4 separate regions of the Homo sapiens genome follow, and all the other regions are linked to region 3. The links are chromatin loops, found by intact Hi-C in ENCODE. Cell type or tissue: PC-9. All regions are shown on one strand. Region 1 has its middle 15 kb from the start of RTL6. Region 2 holds the start of LOC105373059 (a long non-coding RNA gene). Region 3 has its middle 48 kb from the start of SHISAL1. Region 4 has its middle 5.3 kb from the start of LINC01656.

What was found. A loop is a pair of places that touch in the nucleus more often than their neighbours do. Peaks named below come from ENCODE experiments on the same cell type or tissue, not always from the same donor. Only the 100,000 strongest peaks of a DNase experiment are listed, where the experiment ranks them.
Region 1: it touches region 3 in a loop (4-fold over the local background); 16 of 110 quality-filtered maps call a loop at or near these places.
Region 2: a loop joins it to region 3, with 2.9 times the contacts of the local background. A loop is called at or near these places in 4 of 110 quality-filtered maps.
Region 4: it touches region 3 in a loop (10-fold over the local background); 9 of 110 quality-filtered maps call a loop at or near these places.

Annotation. Positions count from the first base shown.
Region 1 is chr22:44,480,466-44,485,465 of GRCh38, forward strand. It overlaps the pseudogene MRPS18CP6. Among named protein-coding and RNA genes, the nearest start is that of RTL6, 15 kb to the right of the region's middle. In PC-9, no CTCF peak of the experiment used is centred here; DNase peaks (open chromatin) are centred at 2,046 and 2,546; H3K27ac peaks cover 2,381 bases.
Region 2 is chr22:44,548,854-44,553,853 of GRCh38, forward strand. It overlaps LOC105373059 (a long non-coding RNA gene), which reads right to left and starts at 757. Exons shown (of 3, transcript XR_938300.2): 1 at 559-757. RefSeq lists an enhancer at 1,598-2,125. In PC-9, no CTCF peak of the experiment used is centred here; DNase peaks (open chromatin) are centred at 1,948 and 2,588; H3K4me3 peaks cover 1,859 bases; H3K27ac peaks cover 3,562 bases.
Region 3 is chr22:44,358,567-44,363,566 of GRCh38, forward strand. No RefSeq gene overlaps it. Among named protein-coding and RNA genes, the nearest start is that of SHISAL1, 48 kb to the left of the region's middle. In PC-9, a CTCF peak has its summit at 2,032; DNase peaks (open chromatin) are centred at 2,365, 2,655, 3,085 and 4,835; H3K4me3 peaks cover 1,181 bases; H3K27ac peaks cover 4,005 bases.
Region 4 is chr22:44,446,126-44,451,125 of GRCh38, forward strand. No RefSeq gene overlaps it. Among named protein-coding and RNA genes, the nearest start is that of LINC01656, 5.3 kb to the left of the region's middle. RefSeq lists enhancers at 1,879-2,542, 2,722-3,921, 3,390-3,529. In PC-9, no CTCF peak of the experiment used is centred here; DNase peaks (open chromatin) are centred at 536, 2,486, 3,416 and 4,506; H3K4me3 peaks cover 842 bases; H3K27ac peaks cover 4,830 bases.

The sequences.
Region 1 (5,000 bases), 120 kb after region 3:
ACAGAATGGCCTGAACTGGGGAGGCAGAGCTTGCAGTGAGCCGAGATCACGCCACTGCACTCCAGCCTGAGCAATAGCACAAGAATCTGTCTCAAAAAAAAAAAAAAAAGAAGACAGAGAAGCATATTCTAATTAACTAGTTTAAGAGGAACTTAAGCTAAATTTCCTTAGACATCCTAAATGGACATTGGCCCTTTTCACATTCTGAGAAAATTTCTCAGGAAAAAAAAAAAAAAAAAGAAGCAGGGAAATTTACTTAATCCATTACTTCCCAGGTTTCATTGCTGTGGAACACGGTTTCTTACTGACACCGGTGACAATCTAAGAAGCGTATTTTGTAATGTGTAAATTAAAATGTGGCTCCTTCCTCACTTATTAGGAGCTGCTGGCATTGGAAGAAGAAATGGTGAAACTGTAATGAGAAATTAATGAATAAGAAAGAAAACTGAGAGAATACTTTAAACCAACAGCTGATGCTTTAAAAATAAATAAGTTCAACAGTTAGTCTCTGACAAATCTAATCAATAAAAAAAAGAAAACAGATTAAATTAAGCAGAAGAAAGAGGGTGTGATCAATGCAGAGAGGATTCTCAAAGCCTGAGATGAAACTACGCACGGTTCTATGCTGATCAATTAGAAAATCTCCATGAAATGGACAGGTTTCTGTTCCCTCCCCAAATGATTAAAGCAGAAGTAGCTTATCTGGGAAAAAAATGCTATTTCCCATCTCTGGTACCCAGTGCCAGAAATTCCAGTCAATTAGACTTAATAAGTTGAGGGAGTGAGCTTCCTCAAGCAGGAGAGACAGACACTCTTATCTGCCAAGGACATGTTTATCTAGCTAGATCATGAATAATTGAGAAGTAGAGTCACAGGAAAAAAGGACAAAACCCAGCACGAGTCAGATAGAGACTGTCAAGGTAAATGTGATAAAATTAAACTAAGTAGCTATAACAAGAGATGTATAAGACCTGTTTGAAGGAAAATACAAAACTTGATTGTGGAACAGGGTTGAAACTGGAAGGAGACAAATGTCAGAGAGCACTTCCTCTCCACAGTGACCCTGCAGTTGCACAGCCACATGAGTGTGTACAACCTTCAACGGAGCATGTGTATTTACATGCAGTGCGATCTTCCCTTGGTATCTGCAGGGTTGGTTCCAGGACACACCTCCACCCCCACAGAATCTGAAGATGCTCAGGTCCCTTACTTAATGGTGCAGTATTTGCATATAACTGACACACACCCTCCAGTATACTTTAAATCATCTCTAGATTACTTATAATACCTGATGCCATGTCAATGCTATGTAAATAGTTGTTATACTGTATTGCTTTTTTTTTTTTTTTCTTGAGACAGAGTCCCGCCCAGGCTGGAGTGCAGTGGCGCGATCTCGGCTCACTGCAAACTCCGCCTCCAGGGTTCACGCCATTCTCCTGCCTCAGCCTCCCGAGTAGCTGGGACTACAGGCACCCACCACCACGCCCGGCTAATTTTTTGTATTTTTAGTAGAGACGGGGTTTCACCGTGTTAGTCAGGATGGTCTCAAACTCCTGACCTCGTGATCCACCTGTCTCGGCCTCCCAAAGTGCTAGGATTACAGGCATGAGCCACCGCGACTGGCCTTTTTTTTTTTTTTTTTTTTTTTGAGAGAGTCTCTCTCTGTCACCCAGGCTGGAGTGCAGTGGTGTGATCTCAGCTGACTGCAACCTCCACCTTCTGGGTTCAAGGGATCCTCCTGCCTCAGCCTCCCAAGTAGCTGGGATTACAGGCACCCACCACCACACTCAACTAATATTTTGTATTTTTAGTAGAGACGGGGTTTCACCACGTTGGCCAGGCTGGTCTCAAACTCCTGACCTCAAGTGATGCACCTGCCTTGGCCTCCCAAAGTGCTGGGATTACAGGCGTGAGCCACCGTGCCCAGCCTCTTAATTGTTTTTAAAAAGTCAGCTGAGGCTTAGCATGTAGAAAGCCACAAAAGAACACCACTCCTAACCTAACGGTGAGTAAAGGTACAAAACTGGAATTTTTCTTGAGCCCATGAGAGAGCTAAGATTACAAGGAAGTAAATTCCAAATAGTGCCCAGCCCCATCGAGGAGAGATAAGACAAGGCACATGAATTGTGGCGCTGTTAGCAGAGCATGAGAAAACATAGGGCTGCTGGAAAGACAGAAAAGGAGCAAATGGCTAAAATAGTAACAAATTCCTATGGGCTGAATATGGGATACTGTGACCCTCTGGAATAAGTGGGAATCCAGACCCTAGCGGAGGTCATCTCAGTCCCCTACAAACTCTTTCCCTCCTCTGAGTGCTCACTGGGAATATTGGAGACAGGCAGGACAGCATCAAAAGCTGCCACTTCTTTGATGCACAAACATGAAAAACAACACCTTTTCCCAGACCCTTCACTTATATAAAACAAGAGCTCCAGGCCACTGGGGGAAGGGCAGGAAATCCTCCCAAGGCCCACAAAGATCCATAGCTTCTGGGGAATAGAAACAAAAGATAGTTTTCATCTTAAGAAACTTGAGGGCCAGGCGCAGTGGCTTATGCCTGTAATCCCGGCACTTTGAGAGGCCGAGGTGGGTGAATCATCTGAGGTCAGGAATTTGAGACCAGCCTGGCCAAAATGGTGAAACCCCATCTCTACTAAAAATACAGAAATTAGCCAAGCATGATGGTTTGCACCTGTAATCCCAGCTACTTGGGAGGCTGAGGCAGGAGAATCACTTGAACCCGGGAGGTAGAGGTTGCAGTGAGCCGAGATCGCACCATTGCACTCTAGCTTGGGCGACAAGAGCAAAACTCCGTCTCAAAAAAAAAAGAAAGAAAATAAATGAAATTTGAGGCTGGGCGTGATGGCTCACACCTGTAATCCCAGCACTTCGGGAGGCCTGGGTGTGAGGATTGCTTAAGGCCAGGAGTTTGAGATCAACCTGGGCAACACAGCAAGACCCCATCTGAATTTTTTTTAACTGTAAAATAAGTTTATTGGTGGTAACGTGATAGAATTTATTCCCAACATCTGATATTACAAACTTTAGGGTCCTTGAGATATGCAGATCCTTGTATGTAACTGGCATAAATCCCATTATTTGAGCTCTCTTAATTGCTTCTGTGATTTCTTTCTGTTTCTTCCCACAAAGACCTATAATGTACCTTCCATAAATGCCTCCAGTAAATGGAGAAATAAAGTGGGACAAGAGCTGTACATTCTTATCATCTACACGCTTTCCACACAAGATACAATTCTTTTTTTCTTTTTTCTGTTTGAGACAGAGTCTTGCCCTTGTCACCCAGGCTGGAGTGCAGTGCATTATTTGAGTTGTTTTTCTCATTCAGATACAAAAGTTTCTTCTAGATGGCTCGGGGTAGCTGGCATGCTAAGGGTACTTCGCTCTCACACTCCACTCTCCATGCCCTAAAAGCTCCCTCAGCACTGACGGCACCAGTGTCTTCTCTTCTTTTCCTATTTAATAGCTTTGTTGTTTGTGATTTTCATAATTTAAGTGAATTATGTGTAACGAGTTTATTGAGGAACCTCAACTTGTTGAGACTATAAATAGACGCAATTTTATTTCTTGCCAACTCCAATCCATATGGGATCTGTTGAAGCTCTCTTTCCTGCTAGGTAGGAGGTCCCTTAATGACATCTTGGCCAGATTCCAAGGTTTTCTTCTCATTTTCTTTTTTTTTTTTTTTTTTTTTTTTTTTGTTGAAAAGGAGTCTCGCTCTGTCTCCCAGGCTGGAGTGCAGTGGCGTGATCTCTGCTCACTGCAAGCTCCACCTCCCGGGTTCCAGCCATTCTCCTGCCTCAGCCTCCCCAGTAGCTGGGACTACAGGCGCCCGCCACCACGCCCAGCTAATTTTTTTTGTATTTTTTAGTAGAGACAGGGTTTCACCGTGTTAGCCAGGATGGTCTCGATCTCCTGACCTCGTGATCCGCCCGCCTCGGCCTCCCAAAGTGCTGGGATTACAGGGGTGAGCCACCGCGCCCAGCTGGTTTTCTTTTCATTTTCGTCTTTAGAACAGCCTCTTGGTGTTTAAGACTAAGCCCTGTCTATTTCTAAAGAATGTTCAGCTCAAACACAATTCAAGACTTGTGGCCAGAGTTCTCTGTGGCTCTTGCGGCTTGGAGGAGCGGGAAAGGGCCCCTCTGGACTCAACGAAACTGTTTGCCTCACCAGGCTGTGTTTATTCACGTGTTGGGATGGCTCAGAGAGGGCGCAGGGAGAGGGCCCTGGCAGGGTGGTGGCCTCTCCCACTTTCCCATCCACCGCTGAGCATGAGAAGATGTCGGCTCCCACCTGGGCCCTCCCAGGTGGCTCTGGTCCATGATTTCACCTGGCCTCCTCTCCTGGCTGGCCCTGGCTGGTGGTGGTCACACCGCAGTGCTCTGATGCATGAATTCTTGTGTGCTCCCCACCATGGGGATCCCACAACACCGTGGTTCCCTGTCTCATCCACCTTCCTGGGGCAGCAGGCAACTGGAGGGTGGGGATCCAGCTTCCATAGATTCTGGAAAAGGAAACTAAAGGGGTTGATGCTGGCTCCCCTTGAATGAGAAACCTCCTCTCCCTCTGAGTCCCTTAACCCATGGTTCATGGGATGAAGGCAGGTGGGGAGTCCACTGGCCAACCAGACATGACCAGAATGCACTTGTCCCCATCTCAGAGGTGCCTTCAACCTACATGAAGTTCTCAAAGCCCACTCTCCCCTAGCTTTCTCCTATGAAGGAGAAAACAGTACTTACCACCAAGCCTCCATGGTAGCCCCCGGACAGATCACTCCCACAGTCCCATCTTCTGCACGTAAGGACTCACACCTGGTGTTTTTTGGGGGGTTTTGGTTTCTGAAATTTTTTTTTTTTTTTGAGACGGAGTCTCACTCTGTCACCCAGGCTGAAGTGCAGTGGCGTGATCTCGGCTCACTGCAATGTCCGCCTCCAAGGTTCAGGTGATTCTCCTGCCTCAGCCTCCCGAGTAGGTGGGATTAC
Region 2 (5,000 bases), 190 kb after region 3:
TGCTGGTCTAATCCACCCACTTTATTTTACAGATGGGAAAAGTAAAACACAGAGAGGTTAATGAACTTGGTCAAGGTCACACAGAGGCGTGAGAGTTTGGAGTTCTCTGTGAAGCTGAGCTGCTTCACAGGTTTACAGAAAAAATCTGAAGTTCCACTCATGGCAAAGAAAACTTCTGAGCGGTAGGCCTCTCTTGCTGGGATTGAAAGCAACTGAGGCTGAGCGATCTGCAGGTGTCTGCCTGAGAACAAGGGTGGCTTCTCCCACCAACGGGCTTCTTAGAGAAAGGAGAAACACAGAGGTGGTCAGCAGTGAGGACCATGGGCCTCAAGGCAGTGAGAGCCCGGCTCGGGCCCCAGGCCGTAACTCATATCTGAGGATCACAGAGACAGGAGGGAGCAGACGTTGACCCTCTCCTTCCCCACCTTCACTCCCCACAGCAGTAAATTAGAGATCAGGTGGCGACTTGCCGAGTTGATGCAAGAATGCAGTGTGATGTCTGTTACCGACCAGGTCAGAACCCAGCTCAAACTGACTTAAGGAAAAAGTGCAACTTACTGGCTCCTAAAATGCAGAGGGCCCTGGATTGACCAGCTTCAGGCATGGCTTGACCCAGATTCTCTTGTGATGCCAACAGGGTCTCCCCTTCCTTCACCCTGACAGGGTCAGGAGAATCGCTTGAACCCAGGAGCAGAGGTTGCCGAGAGCCGAGATAGTACCACTGCACTCCACCCTGGGTGACAGGGTGAAACTCAGGCTGAAAAAGAAAAGAAAAAGAATCAATCATCAGTGTTCACATCGCAATGACTATGAAAATGCTATTCACAGCTGATCGCAGAGTACACTATGCTATGTACACTTCCTTAAACAACATTTTGTCTTTCTGAAGTTAATATTCTTTGCTTTGTTTTGTTCTTAGCTTGTTCCCAAGTTCCTGTTACCAAACTCCCTATCAATTGTCTACCCCTCGAAGCATTCCCTTCTCGAAGCTCTCCCCTGGGGCCCCCAGCAGGCTCAGGCTCTCGCCAGACTGTGGTCCACAGTGCCTCGGTGCAAGCTGGTGCCCCAGATGCTCCTTCTCCTCTTTCCTGAGTGGGAGTGTCTGTGTCCATTGTCCTATATCCATTGTCATACAAGCCCATACAAAGTGTTTGCTATATTGCAAAACTCGAAATATCTTTTTTTTTTTTTTGAGAAGGAGTATCGCTCTGTTGCCAGGCTGGAGTGCAATGGAACAATCTTGGCTCACTGCAGTCTCTGCCTCCCAGGTTCAAGCGATTCTCCTGCCTCAGCCTCCCGAGTAGCTGGGACTACAAGAGCACAACACCACGCCCAGCTAATTTTTTTTTTTTTTTTTTTTTTGAGACAGCGTATCACTCTGTCGCCCAGGCTAGAGTGCAGTGGCGTAATCTTGGCTCACTGCAACCTCTGCCTCCCGGGTTCACGCCATTCTCCTGCCTCAGCCTCCCGAGTAGCTAGGACTACAGGCGCCTGCCACCACACCTGGCTTTTTTTTTTTTTTTTTTTTTTTTTGTATTTTTAGTAGAGACGGGGTTTCACCGTGTTAGCCAGGATGGTCTTGATCTCCTGACCTCGTGATCCACCTGCCTCCCAAAGTGCTGGGATTACAGGCGTGAGCCACCGCGCCTGGCCCACGTCCAGCTAATTTTTGTATTTTTAGTAGAGACGGGGTTTCACCATGTTGGCCAGGATGGTCTTGATCTCTTGACCTCGTGATCTGCCTGCCTTGGCCTCCGAAAGTGCTGGGATTACGGGTGTGCGCCACCGTGCCCAGCCTCGAAATATCTTTATTCTACTCTCCTAGCTGATCAGTGGCTTGAGTGGTTATCCTAGGCCCAGTTCAGTCCAGGAAGAGAAGCCACAATGAGCATTGTGGGAGGAGGGGCCCATCATAGGAATGAGACCTTGCACAATCCTAGGAAGAGCAGGGGAGCGGAGCTGGGGAGGAGGGGAGCGGGAGAGTCAGGAAAGACTCAGCAGCCAGCCCTCCTGAAGCCTGGGGCAGGAGGCCAGCTCGGAGCTTGCAGGAAAGTCATGAGAAAGTCACGCACATCCAGCTGCACGGGTCAGGGCGCCGGGGGAGGTCTGGCCAAGAGGCTGCAGGAGCTGCTGCCTCTGCAGCTGCCACCTCTGTGGGGAAGCCCAGGGCCACTGTCGGGGCAGCAGGGTCAACGGTGGGGAGCATGAGCAGGACCCAGGGTGAGGAAGAGTGCGGACACCCTGGAACTCACGGAGCACCTGTGCAGCGGTCTCTCCCCATCTCCGATCACAAAGTCGCTCAGAGGAGCGCAGCCTGCTTGCTTTTGCCTGCCAACAGCCCGCGAGTTGTCAGCCTGCCATCTAAACAAACCCCTTCTCACTATATTTAACTTCCTAATAAAGACAGCAATGAAATCAGGCTGCTTCCTCACACGATGCAACTGTTCCTTATTAAAATCGAAAGTGCACTAACCTTCTACCCTCCCAGCCTCAAAAAGAGACTTTCTCCATCTGCGAAGGGGGCAATCCCCCTTCTGGCTGAGTCACTCCCTCTTTGACATCCTGTGACTTAAGTATCAAGACGTAAGGCCAGTCACGATGAACACAGCTTATGTGAGATAGCAGGGGAATGGAAGAAGGAAATGATAATTGGTTAATATGGGGGCCGGGCGTGGTGGCTCATGCCTGTAATCCCAGCACTTTGAGAGGCTGAGACAGGTGGATCATCTGAGGTTAGGGGTTCAAGACCAGCCTGGCCAACATGGTGAAACCCCATCTCTACTAAAAATACAAAAATTAGCTGGGCGTGGTGGCAGGTGCCTGTAATCCCAGCTATTCGAGAGGCTGAGGCAGGAGAATCACTTGAACCTGGGAGGCGGAGGTTGCAGTGAGCCGAGATCACACCATTGCACTCCAGCCTGGGCGATAAGAGCAAAATTCCTTCTAAATAATCATAATAATAATTGGTTAATGTGATTGAAAATGTTAGTAACAACAGCATAAAGTGTGAGTACTCCTAACTGACCCCCTTCCCTTCCACCACCGCTCACATGGCTGTGCCTGGTGTGTAGGGCCTCCTCTCCTGTATTCATCCGGTATTTCCTCTGCCCAAAGCAAGCACTGCAGCTGGATTCCTTGTCTAGTGTGGTGACTATGCCTTTGGTGATCCCTGGCATTGCTATTGTCATTGTTTTGGGGCGCCAAAAACCACGGCAAACTTAATGGAGGAATATCGTGTGTTCTCTAAGGGTTCCGCCCACCCATCTTTCCCTTGTCTCTCTTCCTCTCCTCAGGCCTCTTTATTCCCTGGGACACAGTAATATTAAAAATAGGCCAATTATAACCTTACAATGGCCTTTAAGTTTTCAATGAAAGGAGGAGTCCACATCCCTCCCTTTAAATCAAAAGTTAGAAATGGCTAAGCTTGGTGAGGAAGGCATGTGAAAAGCTTGAGACAGGCCAAAAGCTGGGGCTCTTGAGCCAGTTAGCCAGATTGTGAATGCAAAGAAAAAGTCTCACTCTGTTGCCCAGGCTGGAGTGCAGTGGAGCGATCTCAGCTCATTGCAACCTCTACTTCCCAGGTTCAAGCGATTCTCCTGCCTCTGCCTCCCAAGTAGCTGAGATTACAGGCACGTGCCACCACGCCAGGCTAATTTTTGTATTTTTAGTAGAGATGGAGTTTCACCTGTTGGCCAGGCTGGTCTTGAACTACTGACCTCAGGTGATTCGCCTGCCTCAGCCTCCCAAAGTGCTGGGATTACAGGTGTGAGCCACCGTGCCCGGCCAAGAAAAAGTTATTGAAGGAAATTAAAAGTGCTACTCCAAGCCGGGCACAATGGCTCACACCTGTAATCCTAGCACTTTGGAAGGACGAGGTGGGTGGATCACCTGAGGTCAGGAGTTCGAGACCAGCCTGGCCAACACGGTGAAACCCTGTCTCTACTAAAAATACAAAAATTAGCTGGGCCTGGTGGCGCATGCCTGTAATCCCAGCTACTTGGGAGGCAGAGGCGGGAGGATCGCTTGAACTTGGGAAGTGAAGGTTGCAGTGAGCTGAGATTGCACCACTGCACTCAAGCCTGGTTGACACAGTGAGACTCCTCTCCGGAAACAAACAAAAAAAAAAAGTGCTACTCCAGTGAACATAGAATGCTAAGAAATTGAAACAGCCTTCTTGCTGATGTGAAATTTGAGTGACGTGGATTGGCAGATCCCAGCAGCCACAGCATGTTAAGGAAAGAGGCCGTCTCCTTAACGTAAAAGCATAACGTGGAGCAGCAAGTGCTGATGGAGTAGCTGCAGCAAGTTATCCAGAAGATCCAGCTGAGATCATCGATGCAGGTGGCTACACTAAACAACTGATTTCCAATGTAAATAAAATAGCCTTCTATTGGAAGAAAATGTCATCTAGTGTATAGCTAGAGAAGAGAAGTCAATGGTTAGCTTTGAAGCTTCAGAGGACAGATCGACTCTCTTGCGAGGGGCTAGTGAAGCTGGTGACTTTAAGTAGAAGCCAATGTTAATTTGCGATTCTGAAAACCTTGAAAATTCTAGGACCCTTAAGAATGATGCTATACCAGCCGGGTGCGGTGGCTCACAGCTGTAATCCCAGCACTTTGGGAGGCCGAGGTGGGCAGATCACCTGAGGTCAGGAGTTCGGGATGAGCCTGGCCAACATGGTGAAACCCCGTCTCTGCTAAAAATACAAAAATTAGCCAGGCATGGTGGCAGGGACCTGTAGTCCCAGCTACTGGGGAGGCTGAGGCAGGAGAATTGCTTGAACCCGGGAGGCGGGGGTTGCGATGAGCCGAGATCACGCCATTACACTCTAGCCTAGGCAACAGAGAGAGACTCCGTCTCAAAAAAAAAAAAAAAAAGAAGAAGAAGGATGCTATATCTACTTTGCCTGTGTGCTCTATACATGGAACAACAAAGCCTGGTGACAGCACATCTGTTTACAGAATGGCTTGCTACATATTTGAAGCCCACTGTTGAGACCT
Region 3 (5,000 bases):
GGAATGTCAAGCTTGCTCTAAACCAGGACATGGACTGAGATTTCAGGGCTGAGCAGTTTCGGGGGGATGGTTAAGCTGGTGGAGGGCTAAGGGGTATGTGTTAAAGAGAAAAATTGCACCTGACCCGTGTTTAAAAATGGCAAAGAAGACTTTACCAAAGATGATTGTAACAGCGAACAGAGTTTGAACTCAACCTTGAAGACAGGAAGGACAGCTGGAAATTTATGGCCAAGGAGCAGAGTGAGGGGCAGTGGATGGAAAATTACTCAGAAGGACTAGATTTGACATCAAGGGTAGAGGACTTCCTGCTACCCAGGCCCGGTGGGATTCTTGCTAAAGGGACAAGGACTTAACGATCAAGAGTGGGAGAGAGGAACTTGATCTGAGATCAAGGGTGGGGGATTCTCTCCCTGAACTGACTTAGCGGGATTCTTTGCCAGCCAAGGTCAAGGCCTGTGCCAGAAGAGGGCTCAGAGACACCTGGCTAAAGTTTGGTCGAGGACGGCGCTCTGTCACGTGGAGGGGGAGACACTTAGGAGCAGGAGGTTGCGCACCACAGTGTGAATGTCCAAGTCTCCCCAGGGACGTGGCAGGGCTTCGAGGTATCCTAGGAGGTGGTGAGGGGCCGGGACAAATGCCCAGAGCCAGGGGGAGGTGGCGGGGGCACGCTGAGGATCCAGCAGGTACTGGACCCAGAGGTCTGGGGACCCCAGTGTGTGTGACAGACCCGAGGTTCTCAGTCGAAGTTTGGGGTCAGCAGGGGAGGAAAGAGATGCTGAATTAGGTTGGCAGGGTGAGGGCGGCAAAGGGCTCAGTGCTGGGTGTTGCTGAGGCAGTGGCTCAGGCCCCCTTGGTGTCCAGAAGGCATCCTCTGGGTGTCCATCAGGGACAGTACCAGTCCTCCGCTGTAACTGTGTGCACCTTAATGGGAGCCATCTCCCCAGTTTCTTGCTAACAGAACACAGATTTGGTTAGGCGGCAATGTGCCTAGGCCCAGAGGGACCCCAGGATGAGCACCCTGGATGAGGGGTAGACCACACGTGTGGGGACATGCGTGTTACCTGGGCCCCCACCTGCGGTCCAGCAGACCTTGGTGAGGTTGGTGCTTGGGACTCCTCAGCTGCAGAGCTGAGTCCCAGTTCAGCCGCTTCCTGGTGGGGTGAACTCAGCCCTTGCTCAACTCAGCTTCCTAATCCTGAAAACAGGTAGTGAGGACACTTACTCCCCAGAGAGAGTCATGAGGATTTCATGGGCCCAAGCTCGGCCCATGGGGTTAGCGATGATGGCATGCTGCGGGGCTAGCTGGAGAGGAGCCATCCTCCCCATGGGGCTGCATGGGCGTGTGTGCAAAGGGCCAGGGGCAGGCTGGCTGAGGCAGCCTTCAAAGCTATCCGCTGGCCGGGTACAGTGGCTCACACCTGTAATCACAGAACTTTTGGGGGACAAGGAGGGCGGATCACAAGGTCAAGAGATCGAGACTATCCTGGCCAACATGGTGAAACCCCATCTCTATTAAAAATACAAAAAGTAGCTGGGCATGGTGGTGTAAGCCCGTAGTCCCAGCTACTTGGGAAGCTGAGGCAGGAGAATCTCTTGAATCCAGGAGGTTGCAGTGAGCCGAGATCGTGCCACTGCACCCCAGCCTGGCGACAGAAGAAGACTCCGTCGCAAAAAAAAAGCTACCCTGCTTTGCAAAAGCTCTCTCACCTTGGCTCCTGCCAATCCCCTCACTGCCTGCAGGACACAGGCTTCCCCCAAGCCTATTCTCATTCCACAGATGAAGAAACCAAGAAAGCGAGGCTCAGAGAGGCAAAGCAGCCCACTTAAGTCTGGCAGCCGGTGAGGAGTACAATGGAGACGCAAGTGTGGGCCTTGCCCTGCCCCACCCGGGGCTGCAGCAGGGTGGGCTGGGAAGGGATTTCTGAGACTGAGAACGGCGTAGGCAAAGGCTCAGAGGCAGGAAGGGGCCTGGAAACCCAGGGCACGCGAATGTTGGGTAGCATGGTGCCGAGCTGGGAAAGGCGCCTCTGGGGAGAGCAGGTCATGCCCAGACTGTGGCCCAGGGTTTCTGTAAATGGAGCTTCGCACAGTAGGCCCACGGCAGCCAGTGTAATTTGGAGAGAAAATTCCAACCGGATGAAAACAAATGTTCTTTGCTACTGCAGCTCCCTGCCCTGCAGGCCATCTCAGGCTGTTACAGCTGGCGGCCGGCTGGAGACTGCGAGCGGCAAGGAATTCGGAGCCAGGGCCAGGGCAGTGCTTCATTCCAGTGGAAACGTGTGCTAGCTGCGGATTTCTGGGTGGTGTGGTATGGGCTGGAGCCGGCTGGCATGGATGGAGGCACGCAAGGACGTGTGGGGGCTAGATCTGTCCCCCCAGGAATCCCACCAGCTTCCGTCATGACTCAGTTCTGGGACAGCCGAGGGCTTAGGAATTGGCTTGGGCTTTGCAGAGCAGACGTGGAAAGGTCAGCTCCACACTGGCCCAGTGTGGAGGCTGGCAGGGCCCAAACCAGAAAGGAAAAGTGGCCTGGCTCTGGCCTCGGTGATCTTGGTGTTCGGGTGTGTGCCGGCGAGCCTGCCTTCTCATCGGGGGGTGTGTGTGCCCCCAGGGCAAGGACTGTGCCCAAATGTGTCATTGTCGAATTCATCCAACAACTTCCGAACAGCAGTTGTGTGCCAAGCCCAAGCGGGCACTGCGGGTGCCAAGGTAAATAGGTCTCAAGTTCTGTCTCCTCCCAGCTCCTTCCAGCACTGGGCTCCCGACTGGCACCGTCAGGCTCTGGAATGAACCAGGCCTGGGTTCAATTCTGCCTCAGCCCTGACTGTGAGAGCCTGGACAAGTCACTGTCTCCCCTAGACCTGGCTTCCCCTGAGAAGGGCAGGGGTAAGGGTGCTGTCGCAGCAGTTACTGGGGTAGTGATCCTGGAGTCTCGAATAACTCAGGCTCTTTAAATCCTAGAACTCTGATGAATCACCCATGCTATGGGCTCGGTTATGGCCCCCAAAATTCATGTGTTGAAATCCTAACTCCCATACCTCCACATGTGGCTGTACCTGGAGACAGGGCCTTTAAAGAGGTGACTAAGTTAGAATGCAGTCAATGGGGTGGGCCCTAATCCAGTAGGACTGGTTTCCTTATAAGAAGAGGAGACTGGGACACAGACACCCACAGAGGGACAATCAGGTGGCCAAAGACACTGGGAGAAGGTGGCATCTACGCACCAAGGAAGAGAGGCCTCAGGAGGAACCACCCAGCTGGGACCTTGGCCTCCTGAGTGGTGAGAAGATGGCTGTCTGTTGTTGAAGCTGCCCCGTCCATCGGTGCTGCCTTGGTATATGGCAACTCGAGCAAAACACAAGCCGCACTGCAGACCTTCTCAGGCTGGAGTCCCCCTGCAGGGTACCCGCCGTGGGCCCCTGGCTGGCAGTTTTACTGGGGTTCAGTTCTAGAGGAGGCAGGGCTCCCAGCCCCAAGCCTGTCCAAGACGATTCTCTACCCAGAGGATCCCAAATGTTTCTCTCAAAGGAATGCCTTCCACCGTCCCTGACAGAGCACAGCCAGGGGTTAGTTATAGCCAGGGGTTAGTTACAGCCAGGAGTTAGTTACAGCCAGGGGTTAGTTATAGCCAGGGGTTAGTTATAGCCAGGGGTTAGTTACAGCCAGGGGTTAGTTATAGCCAGGGGTTAGTTACAGCCAGGGGTTAGTTATAGCCAGGGGTTAGTTATAGCCAGGGGTTAGTTACAGCCAGGGGTTAGTTATAGCCAGGGGTTAGTTACAGCCAGGGGTTAGTTATAGCCAGGGGTTAGTTACAGCCAGGGGTTAGTTACAGCCAGGGGTTAGTTATAGCCAGGGCCCGGCTTCTGCCTCCAGGGACTGTTCTTAGGGACGCTCTAGTTCCAAAGATACTTTCGGCCGTAGCATCCTGGTTGAAAAACCACATAGAGGAACAAGCAGTTGAGTGAGCCCTGGTGGGTCCATTCAATGGAGTCCAAAGTAGCTTACACCAGTTGGTCTGAAAGTTACACCCAGGGAAATGCAGAAGGTGACCGATGCCTATTGAATGACCCTCCAAGCAGCGCCTGGCTCCAAGAAATGCTTTCTGTAAGTTATCTTGTTTATTTTTCTTCCTAAGGAAGCTAGATATTTTTGTCCCTATTTTACACACAAGACTAAAGAACATCTCAAAGGCAGGGATTTGGTCTCCCTCACTTCCCTTCCCAGCACCCAGGACCCAGCACAAGGCTCCATCCAGTTGACCATAGCAGCAAACATGGGCACCCACTGGCTGTGTGCTGGCCACACCCTGAGCCCTTGACATGGGCTGGCTTATACCATGCTCAATGCCCATGGCAAATACTGTGTCAGACCCATTTCACAGATAAAGAATCTGAAGCCCAGAGGGGCTGTGACTTGTCCAAGGTAAACGCCTAGAACGTGGGGGTGCCAGGAGTCACCCCTGGCACTGCTGGGCTCCTAGCCCAAGTGTGCAGACGCTGGCTATCCTGCCTCTCAGCCCACGGTAGTTGAAGGACTGAATGAGCGAGTGGCCCTGCTACGTCCTGGCTGCGGGGTCTGCAGTAAGTCCCCTAGACCTGCTAAGCCCCAGTGTCCTCATCTGTAAAATGGGCTTCCCCCGCTCCCCACCAGGAGCTGCCTTGTGTTGCTGAGAGAGATGTGGCCTGATTCCAGAGACTCGGCCTCGTTGGGTGGACTGCCGGCTTTGTGGGGGCAGGGAGGGCGGGGAGCATGGGGCCATCTGCAGCCCCTGGTGCCTGACTATGAGTGTCTGATGAAGGACCTCACCCTAGGACTTGGGGCCCTCAAGGCATGGTGACTCACCCCGGCTCCTTCCTTCCTCCATGGCCCTGTGTCACTGGCTTAGGAGCCCCCAGCTCAGCAGCCTGCGTGAGCGAGCCCCAAGTGCTCTCAGACCAGCCCAGGCTCACACCCAGGACATGAGGCCACGACGACCACCTGGCACATCCCTCTGCTCGCCA
Region 4 (5,000 bases), 88 kb after region 3:
GGGGGATCTTGGGCAAGATATCCTTGAGGATAAAGATATCCCTTTTTAACTTCAGTTTCTTCATCTGTAAAATGGACAGGATAATACTTATACCTACTTCATAGGATTATTGTGCTGACAAATAAGTGAGTATCATATGCCCAGCACCCACTAAGGTTCAGATGCAATAAATGGTAAGCCGTACTGCCATCATTCAGATGCTCATGAAAGCCTCTGTGTCTGTCACCAGCTAACCATGGTGACCTGAAATGAGCCTTGGAAACCTAGGATGGCAAGGAATGGGTCTAGTTTGTGCCCTGGTGTATTACCAAGACTTTCATAAATGGCATGGGAAAATTACCCCTGAAGATTTATGACCACAAGCCAGCCCTCAAACAAGTTCATAGGGACAATTGACACTTCCAGTTCTGTGTGCAAAAACCTCAGGCTGAGAATTTAGATGAAAATGGCTTTCTCTAGACTTCTCACAAACAAATGCAAATCCCCCTGGAGCAATTAAGGTGACATTCCAACCACAGGAGCATCTTACAGCTGAGAGTCACTAAACACACGAGGAAACAGGGCACCATGAGTAAGAACCAGCACAAACCTCACCTAGCTGAATCAGATCCACAGAGTCCCCAGATAGCAGAATTATCAGATGAGGAATGTAAAATAAGTCTGTTTACTACAATTAAAGACACAAAAAAGAGGAGAGTTCAAAATATGAGTTGGGAACAAGAGATTCTAAAAATGGACCAGGCATGGTGGCTCACGCCAGTAATCCCAGCACTTTGGAAAGCTGAGGCGGGAGGATCACTTGAGGCTAGCAGTTCAAGACCAGTCTGGACCACATGTCAAGACCTCATCTCCATAAAAAATTTCAAAATTAATAGGGCATAGTGGTGCTTGCCTGTAGTCCCAGTTGCCTGGGAGGCTGAGGTGGGAAGATTGCTTGAGCCCAGGAGTTTGAGGCTGCAGTGAGCCGTGATCACACCACATACTCCAGCCTGGGCAATGGAGCAAGACTCTGTTTCTAAAAAATAAATAAAATAAAATAACCAAGAAGATTTGAAATAGAATCAAATAGAATTTGTAGAAATTAATAAAATGGTCATTGTGTAAATTGGTGTGATTACTTTGAAAACAATTTGGCATTATCTAGTAAATGTGAAGATGAGCACTCGTAGTTAGTTCCCTTCAACATTTTTTTTTTTGTTTTCTTTTGAGATGGAGTCTCGAACTGTCGCTCGGGCTGGAGTACTGCAACCTCAGCCTCCTGGGTTCACACAATTCTCCTGCCTCAGCCTCCCTAGTAGCTGCGATTATAGGCGCACACCACCACACAGGGCTAATTTTTGTATTTTTAGTAGAGACGGGGTTTCACTATGTTGGCCAGACGGGTCTCAAACTCCTGACCTTGTGATCCACCCGCCTCAGCCTCCCAAAGTGCTGGGATTACAGGCGTGAGCCTCCGCGCCCGGCCCCTTCAACATTTTTTAGAGAATCTCCTGCCCATGTACACCAGGAGACACATCCCAGATGTTTCTGGGAGCACTGTTTGTAACAGTAAAACAAACACAATGAAACTTTTTTTTGTTTTTGAGATGGAGTCTCGCTCTGTCGCCCAGGCTGGAGTGCAGTGGCGCAATCTCGGCTCACTGCAAGCTCCACCTCCCGGGTTCACGCCATTCTCCTGCCTCAGCCTCCCCAGTAGCTGGGACTACAGGTGCCCGCCACCACACCTGGCTAAAGTTTTTGTATTTTTAGTAGAGACGGGGTTTCACTGTGTTAGCCAGGATGGTCTCGATCTCCTGACCTCGTGATCTGCCCACCTCGGCCTCCCAAAGTGCTGGGATTACAGGCATGAGCCACCGTGGCCAGCCACACTTTTTTAAAAAAAGAAAAGAAAAAAAAGAGGGAAGGGAAGGGAAGGGGAGGGGAGGGGAGGGGAGGGGAGGGGAGGGGAGGAAAAAGAAAAGAATGTTTTCACAGCAGAGGTGTCTAGTCCTGGGAGGGGCTGGTTTGCAAGGGAGTGAGCCCCCCCATCACTGGTGGGAAGGTGAGTTGAGACTGATGACTACTTGTGAGGACGCTGTGCTCTGAGGTCTCATTTGTGCTAAGGTTCCGATAGCTGGCCGGGTACAGGGTCCCTGTCTGATATAACTCCTGAGACCCTGGCTTTGGACCAGGCACAGGGGCCATGCTCCGTGGACATCTGAATGAATGAAAAAAATGAATGAACAAAGTGGTTGCAGGCACCGTACTTCACCGCCCATGCAGACAGCCCTGCCGTCCGGACTCCCAGGGAGCCCTGGCCTGCATTCTCGTCTCCCAGGCATTCTGACTCACACGTTCCCCAGGACATGGAGGGCGTCCAAGTCGTGTGGATGTGTGGCCCTGCAGACTGAGCTGGACTCCTTGAAGAAGAGGACACTGTTGCCCCTCCTCTGCACGCATGTGCCCTCCGCTCTGTTGGCTGGGGTGGAGATGGGGCATCCCCTCTCGGGGTAAGACAGGCCTGGGGGCTGTTGCTGCCAGAGCCACGTCTTTGGCTAATGATTCATACTCTCTGAGCCGAAATCTCATTATTTGCATAATGGAGAAAGGAATACCTCCCCAGAGGGCTGTTGTGGGAACCAGGTGCAATTTTATGGATAAGACAGTTCTATGTAAATGTCAAGGCTGGACCCAGCTGGGGAGTTATGAAGCCCTGCAGGATGGCAAAAGCTGTTTCAAAAAGGCTGCCACGTGTTATCCTACTTAATTCTCAGCACAGCCCAATAACCTAAGTAGGACTGTGATCCCCACGCTACAGAAGTGTAGAATGAGGTTCAAAGAGGTCAGGAACCCAAGCCACACAGGGGCGTGGGACAGCCTCCATACAAAGTCAGGCCAGAGCCTCGCAGGGACCCGTAGTACCGACTGTGTTTGAGGGTCAGCCCCGTGCTTTCTGTTGCTCCAGTCTACCCGCCCCCTGACCTGTCAGCAATGCCTCTGAGAGACGGTGGGCAGAAGGGCAGTCATCCATGGATCCCCGAGCCAGGGCCCTTGCACATGACCTCAGATGAGAGGCCGATGGTGCCAAGGCCTTCTGAGTCAGGCTTGGGTTCAAATTCCTGCTCCACCACTGGGTGATGAAGTACAGGACCTCCTTCCCGCGTGGTTAGAGGGCACTCCGCACCCTGTCCATCCTGGTAAGTCACTTACTTTGGCCAATGGAATCAAGTGAATGCCATGTGACCAAAGGCCTTAAGAGTGCCCTTGAGGTTTGCACTCCGGTGATCGGCCCCGAGATCGGCTGGAGCAGCCTGGGCCAGGAGCTGACCCAGACCCGTCCCTGTCGACCGCACACAGGCCGAGGTTGAGTCACCCGGGCAAAGCCAGTTGGGATCAGCGGAACCACAGTCAACCTGCAGACCCGGAAAAGGGGAAATCACATGCCTGCTGTGCGTGCTGCCCAGGCCTGGGGTGTCTGTGAAACTGGCTTAGTTTGGAAATTCCTGACTCATTCTCTGAACTGCTGATTCATTCTCTGAGCTTCGGCATCTTTGTCTATTAAATGCTCCCTCCTTTCAGGGTTCCTGGAGCATGATCCGAATCAACCATGCTTCCTTTGAAACCCCAGGGTCGCCTGCAGAACAGATCTGCTACATGGGTGCATGTAGCCCCCCCACGCTGGAGGCTCTTTCTCTGCATGTCTGTCTCCCCTGAGGGACCAGGCCGTGCTCAAGGCAGGGCTGGATGGGCCCACATCCCTGCCCAGTGCCTGGCCCAGAGCCTGGCTTGGAGAAGGCGCCCAGGAAATGTCAGGTCCTTGCCACCAATAACCCTGCCTTTTAGGGCATTGTGTGGGGTCCGTCCATTGTTGAATCTGGAAGAACCCCCGGTGCTGTGGGGCCATCCCTCCTCCCTGAGCATGCGGGCACAGGTGCCAGGGCTGCCCATGCTGCATGAGGATTACAGGAATCCTGAAAGCAAAGGCTCGGCTTTGGGGTGGCTGTGGAGGGTGTGGCTTTAGCAGACTGGGAATCCTTTACATCCCAAACCCAGGACGCAAGCAAGGCTGGGTGTTCATAGCCTCAGCACACTGGGGCCTGGTGTCACCCTCAGCCCGGCCATCTACAGAGTCAGAATGCACCAGCCAGGGCAGCAGACAGAGCAAAAAAGACCAGGAAAGAGCCCATAAACTGGGGGTAGCATCCGGACCGTGGAACCGGCCGCCACCAGCATGAGTGGAATGGTCACCAAGAGCTATGAGGTCCCAGGGGGACTGCCTGGTCTGTTTCATCCCCTGCACACATCGCACATCAGGAAACTGAAGCTCAGGAAGGGCATGGCATGGCACATGTGAAGCCTCGGCTCAGCCAGCGACAGACTAGATGGGACAGGATCCACCAGGCTCACCCACAGGTTGATCAGTGTGCAGGGTCTCAGAGTCCAGTCTGAGCAGCCTTAGCTGGGACTGTCCATGCCATCCTGTCCAGCGGCCCCTCCCAAGTCCTGGAGGGAAGGCCACCTGCTCTGAGGGTGGGGTCGGGATGGTGACGGTGAGTCACAGTTGCCACCAGGCCAAAGAGACAGCCTCTATGTGGCCTTTCCCAGGCTGCGGGATGACAGGAGCCATGCCCTGGTGGCAACCGCTCCATGTCTGCAAGCTTCGAGATCGCCGTGCAATTCCAATCTGGGAAGGCCCCTTATAAGGAATTCCATTCTGGAAAGTCGCCGCCAAGCCAATCACTGAATCAAAAGGAGGAAGTCAACCTCTTCGGGTGGATTAAACCAAAGAGACATCCTGGGTACCTGTTATATGCTGGACACTCTTCTAGACTTGCTATTTAAACATGGATTCTTATGAGACAGGCATGATTATCCCCATTTTACTGATGAGAAAACTGAGTCCCAAAGAGGTGAAATAACTTGCCCAGGACGAAGTAGTAATATGAAAATGGAGATCTGTCCTGATTGTTCATTCATTCATTCATTCAATATATTTTTGTGTCTGATCTATGCCAGACACT